Regions from separate parts of the Homo sapiens genome. Here region 1 is linked to region 2. A link is an interaction called in ENCODE POLR2A ChIA-PET data of the cell type or tissue named here. Cell type or tissue: PC-3. All regions are shown on one strand. Each heading gives the region's core, and the rest is flanking DNA. Links, peaks and the distances in the headings are about the cores only. Region 1 has its middle 48 kb from the start of GRIP2. Region 2 overlaps CCDC174 (coiled-coil domain containing 174).

Region 1 (2,918 bases), core at 226-2,725, 67 kb after region 2:
TCTTTGACCCGGCCGTTCCTTCTCCAAGTATCTATTCTAGAGAAAAACCTATCACAGACGCACTAGACAACATGAATAAGGACATTTGTTGCAGTGTCAATAAACTTTTAAAAAGGAATAAACCAACTGTCTATAGGGGATTGGCCTGAGAACTCAGTCACATTGTTCAGGTAAAAAAAATCTCAAAACACATCCTTGAAGAACCTTTCTCCAACCCCTGTCTTCCATCTGCTAGTCCCCACCTCTCCCATGGTAGGCAACAACTACCATCATCCATTTCTAGACTGTCCTTCTAGAAATTTCTTCTATGCCTATAGAAGCAACTGTGAATACATCTTTCCCCCTTTTTAGACAAATAGTTGTGTACTATCATGCATTTCTACACTTTGCTGTTTTATCACGAGGTATATTGTACACAACGAAGAGTGATGGGTACATTTGTATTTTTTAAAGAGCAACATAAAGACGTCCCCAGTGCACCCGTTCTCTAGCTAAAGAAATAGGTTGTGTCTAGTGCCTGGTGTTGCATGGCTCCCCAAGAAGGCTGTTCCAGTTTATGCTCCCACTTAGGATTTGTGTGAGTTTGCAAAAAGGATAAAGACTTGAGATGGTTTTGCTTGTTCAAGGTCCCGAGTGAGTAGGCGCTTTCTGTTCAGCCCCAGGCCTCTGCTCAGTGGGGTGGAGACCACAGCCTGGAGGAGAGGGATGGAGGCAGGTTTTGGGGGGCTGGGTGTGAGGGGCCCGCCATGAGGCCCCTGTCTTGGAGGTCCCTGGATGGATAGCCCTGGAAGCTGGGAGCCAGCTAGAAGCTTGCTGGGGAATCCCCTGTGTGGGAGGTGTGGGGGGCCCTTCAAACAACCACTTTTCAACCAAATGAGCAAATGCTTCCCCTCTCTCATCCAGGGATGGTAATTTTTCTAGGGTGAAAAATGAATTCTCCCAGGAAGCTTTCCTGCCAGAGACCCTGGAGCCTTAAATTTACTGCTTGCCTTCTGTGCTGACGGAACTGAGCCTCAAGATTTATATCCAGGGGTTTGTGGGCAGCTGGCTCTGGGCCGGCGGGAGTCCTGAAGGGCAGGCAGGTGGGTGCAGCTGTATTTTACAGTGAGGCTGGACCCCAGAAGGGTACACATCAGTGGCCACCTGGGTCCCAGGAGAGGCCACCCACCTTGAGTGAGTGGGGAGGGGCTTGAGGCTGATGTCTGAGGACAGCAGAAAGGACCTATTCTCAGAGACCACTCAGTTTGGCTCTCCTGGGTAGTAGGTAGGGAGACAGTGTCCAGAGAAGGAGAGAGGGTGGCCCAGGGTCCCAGGGGAGGCCGGGGTTCCTCACACCCAAGGAGTCAGACTCTGGCTTGAGTGACTTGCTTTTTGCTGTTCTTTTGTTTCTTCTAATATAAACCAGGCTGAACCACAGAGCTCACTAAACAACTCTTGACTGAGTGCCAACAGTTTGTTGGGACCAGAGCAGTGACTAAGACCTCAGTGAACTCTGCCCTCCAGGAACTCACAGACAGAGCTAACGGTCTCCCAGGTTGGGTGCAGGAGCCATGCCCAGGACAGTCTCCTGAGGAGGAGGTTGGGAACAAATATGAAGAGCTTCCATTTACATTTATCTTCTATCACAGTTTAATTTGTTTCTCTTTTTGGGTATGTTGTATAATGTGCATGATATGCAAATATAGTAATACATGGCTACTTTATGAATAATATGTATATGTCACTGCAGAGGAATGCACATTTTTTATAGACGGAGTGCAAGATTGAAAAGATTTGAGGAGGAGCCCTGCCTACCTGTTGGGAGTATAGTAGTTGGAAGGACCCTGAGCTGGGGTCTTGGAGGGCAGAGCGCACCCAGCATTTACTACCATGTGCTGGGCACAGGCACAACCCTTTCTGTAGAGGCCACAATCCTACCAAACAATGGGAGGCAGGGACAGTTAACTTCATTTTGCAGATGAGAAGATTGAGACCCAGAAAAGAGAAGGGTTTTTTTTGTTTTGTTTTTTTTTTTTTTTTGGAGATGGCATCTCACTCTGTCGCCCAGGCTGGAGTGCAGTGGCATGATCTCAGCTCACTGCAACCTCCGCCTCCCAGGTTCAAGCGATTCTCCTGCCTCAGCCTCCCTAGTAGCTGGGACTACAGGTGCCCGCCACCATGCCTGGCTAATTTTTGTATTGTAAGTAGAGATGGAGTTTCACTATGTCACTATGTTGGCCCGGCTGGTCTCGAACTCCTGACCTCAGGTGATCCACACACCTCAGCCTAAAAGAGAAAAGTTTTGCCTAACTTAGTACCTGAGCTAGGATTGGACTCTTGGCCCTCCTGTTGGCCAGTTTCATGGTTCCTCCTTTTTCTACATTTCTAATTTTATAAAACCACATAAGATGTTTGTTGGACATTTAAACTAGTTTTAATAATTAAACACAGCGACATCAATAAACAAAGACATTGCCATGCAGTGGACCTCCTTCTCCATACAGAACTGATATGGACACATTTCTCTGGCTTCTGGCTATTTTTAAGAAAATAAATCCTCTTAAGTGAAATGACTTTTTCTCAGATTAAGCATGTAATTGTTGTTAAATATAGACTATTTTGAAAATAAAGACGAAGAAGAAAATGAAAATCATCCTCCACCTGCCCCCTCCCCAGGGCCACTCTGGTGTATTTCCTTTCAGTCTTTTATCTATCATTTATTTTTGTTGCTGTCATACCACACACATTATTTTATGTTTTGTTTTTTCTTCACCTGGCTTTACAGGATCAGTATTTCCCTGGATTATTAAAAGCCCTTGAGTGGCAGAATGCATCATGGAGTGGTCATTCCAGGCATGGTTTATTTACCTGTTCCCCCATGGTTGGACATCAAGGTTGTCTCAGCACTGGGCTTTTTAAATAAGGCTGCAGTAAGACTT
Region 2 (2,918 bases), core at 171-2,670:
CTGATGTGATTCAATGGGAAGGACACACCACTGCCCACATAGTATTCTTACCAAAAACATTTCATACGACTCTAATTGGTTGTGGGACACTGCAGAAATAACTGGCCTGGACCCTTTAAAAACGTTAATGGCATAACAGACAACCAAAAGGCAAGGGAACAGTTCTAGATTAAAGAAGACTAAACAGATTTGACAACTACAAACAATGGGTAATCTTTGAATCCTGGATTTTTTTTTAAATCTATAAAATACATAATTGTACTGGGATAACTGGTGAAATCTGAATATGGACCACAAAATAGATAATACTAATTTATCAGTGTTAAATTTCTTGGGTTTGATAGCGGTATTGTGGTTATGTAGGAAAATGTCCTTGTTCTCAGAAGATATAGGCTGAACGACTTACAGGGAAAGTATGAAGCTTAAAGTCTCTCTACACACGCGTGTGTGTGTGTAAGAGAGAGAGAGGGAAAGCACATGTGACAAGATGTTAACTGGGGAATTTAGGTGAAGAATATTAGAATGTTCTATGTACCCTTGAAGTTTTTCAAAATAAAAGGTGGGGGGGAAGTTTAGGGTTTCTAAATTCTAGTGTCATCCCACCTAGCCCACACCATGGGAAAACCTCTTAAAAATGTATTGATAATCTTAGTGTCTAACAAAGGCTGACAGCAAGAATGTTTCATCTTATAAACTGTGACTATGTTTTACCTTTTTATAAGACTACAGATATATCTGCAAATTATATTATTTTTAGAGTACTTAGAGCATTGGGCTAGAAGGATGTTAAAAATAAAATTTGTAAATCAAAAAGGACAAAATTTGAACTTCCATTTCTCTGCCTGGGTAGCCTCAAAGCTAACTATATTTACCAGAGCTTATAACTTTACCTTGCTTTGTCTAAAGTCTTCTGTTCTTCAATCTTCTGTTCAGCATCCTTCTCAGCTCGATTTGAAACGCCTACATTCTGTTTGCTCCAGATACTTGGTTTCTGGAGAATAATTTTAGAAGACAAAACAGAACCACATGATTGCCAAAAAATCTCTACTTGTGCATCAGGAAAAAAAAAAACAAAGGAGATCATGAGTTCTTATGAATCAATGGAGATAACTAGATAAGCTGTGTCCTACAAAGATACTGACTATACATGGCAAGCAGGAGCTAAAAAAAGAGCCCTCAATTATATAAATAACTTTTTTTTTTTTCTTTGAGACAGGATCTCACTCTGTCACCCAGGCTGGAGTGTGGTGGTGCGATCTCAGCTCACTGCAGCCTCAACATCCTGGGCTCAAGTGATCCTCCCACCTCAGCTTCCCAAGTAGCTGGGAATACAGGTGCGCACCACCATGCCTGACTAATTTTTTTTTGTAGAGACGGGGTTTTGCCATGTTGCTCAGGCGGGTCTCGAACTCCTGGGGTCAAGTGATCTGCCTGCCTCGGCCTTCCAAAGAGATGGGATTAGAGGCGTGGGAACCACGCCCAGCCTAAAGAGCTTCCTGAGTGCAGAATCACTTCCTACTATCTTTTATCTCCTGAATGATTACAACCTAAATCAAGATTAATGAAAATGTACATATTACAGAGAATTAGTAATACAAATAGTAGACACTATTACCTATAAAACTGGAAAAATTCACAGCTCTTATACACCCTGATATTTTCCGCTATATTCCTATATTATCTAATTGTTTATCTCTATTTGGATACCTAACACTTATAGAACCAGATAACCTTCCATCTGTTTATGAAATGTAAACAATCCACATTTTTCCAAAAGAAGTGCTAAAGAATTAGCACATTACTATGTACTTTTATATAATCTTACTAATTTCTATTTTAATAACATTTCATGCAGATGTTAAATACAAGATAGAGATTTTTCCTTAACATTTATGTGTACAGATACCACTGACAATTTTAAAACACTTAAATATGGTATAATTCTCCCATGTTTGGAACCAATGGAGATAATTAGATCTTATTTTTTACCTTGTTAGTTGTTTTTGGTTTTCCAAAAACTCCAGAATCTTTTAGAAGTTTTTCTTGTTTGAATTCTTCTTGCTTTCGGAAGAGTTCAGCCTTAAGATCTACCAACTAGAATGAAAGCAGTAAGTAAACAAAAATATTAAATTCCTGCAGGTGACTGGATTGCTAAATTATTATAATTTCCAAAGGAATATTTCAAGTTCCGCTAAATGGACAAATATGGCTAAAAAACTAAATGTTTAAGTAACTAAATGTTTAAATGTAGAATCCAGTACACAAATTAAGCTAAGTCATGTTTCATTCTACCTCTGCTGCAAATGCATTTTTACTCTGACTTTCAACACTCGAGGCTTTCCTTAGGCAAGGAGAAAGTGATAAAGCAAAATAAATTAATAAAGTCTGCATCTTTTAGTTTCAGATTAAACTTGCATTATTAAGCACCTTCTCTCTGACTAGCACTGCACTCATTTCATCATCACAACTTATTTCTACAGTGAAATGCTGTAGAAATAACGCTGAAGAGCAGAACATAAACATGAATTAGACATACTCTCTGCCTCAAAGAGCCTACAATGTAACAAGGAAAGTAATTTATACTACCAACAAAATAAAACAAATGACTCTAGAGTGGAAGAAAGTAGCACATAAGTTCAGATAACAGAGCATTTCCTTCTGAGCAGAGTGATCAGAGAAAGCTTAGAGCAGAGCCTTTAAAGACACATTATTTCAACAGCTAGAAATAAAATAGACTGGGTGAATTATAACAGCTCCACGTTTGACTTAATCCATTTCAAAAACCGTAAGCTTGGCTGAATCACACGGTTCAAGAACAGGAAAGAAGGCCAAGGCATAGGGAGTGGGGCAGTTGGGTGAATATTAGTACCTTTCCCTCAGCTACATTAATTACCCCTGCCTACTCTGCAAAAAAGGAT

The links. Peaks named below come from ENCODE experiments on the same cell type or tissue, not always from the same donor. Only the 100,000 strongest peaks of a DNase experiment are listed, where the experiment ranks them.
Region 1: POLR2A ChIA-PET joins it to region 2 with 6 read pairs; 4 of 35 experiments call an interaction of 5 or more read pairs at or near these places.

Annotation. Positions count from the first base shown.
Region 1 is chr3:14,586,741-14,589,658 of GRCh38, reverse strand. It overlaps a transcript of GRIP2 not described here. Among named protein-coding and RNA genes, the nearest start is that of GRIP2, 48 kb to the right of the region's middle. In PC-3, for the core only: no CTCF peak of the experiment used is centred there; a DNase peak (open chromatin) is centred at 1,468; H3K27ac peaks cover 1,020 bases.
Region 2 is chr3:14,653,602-14,656,519 of GRCh38, reverse strand. CCDC174 (coiled-coil domain containing 174) reads right to left here. Exons shown (of 11, transcript NM_016474.5): 2 at 1,990-2,094; 3 at 891-991. Among named protein-coding and RNA genes, the nearest start is that of CCDC174, 3.3 kb to the right of the region's middle. In PC-3, for the core only: no CTCF peak of the experiment used is centred there; no DNase peak of the experiment used is centred there; H3K4me3 peaks cover 360 bases.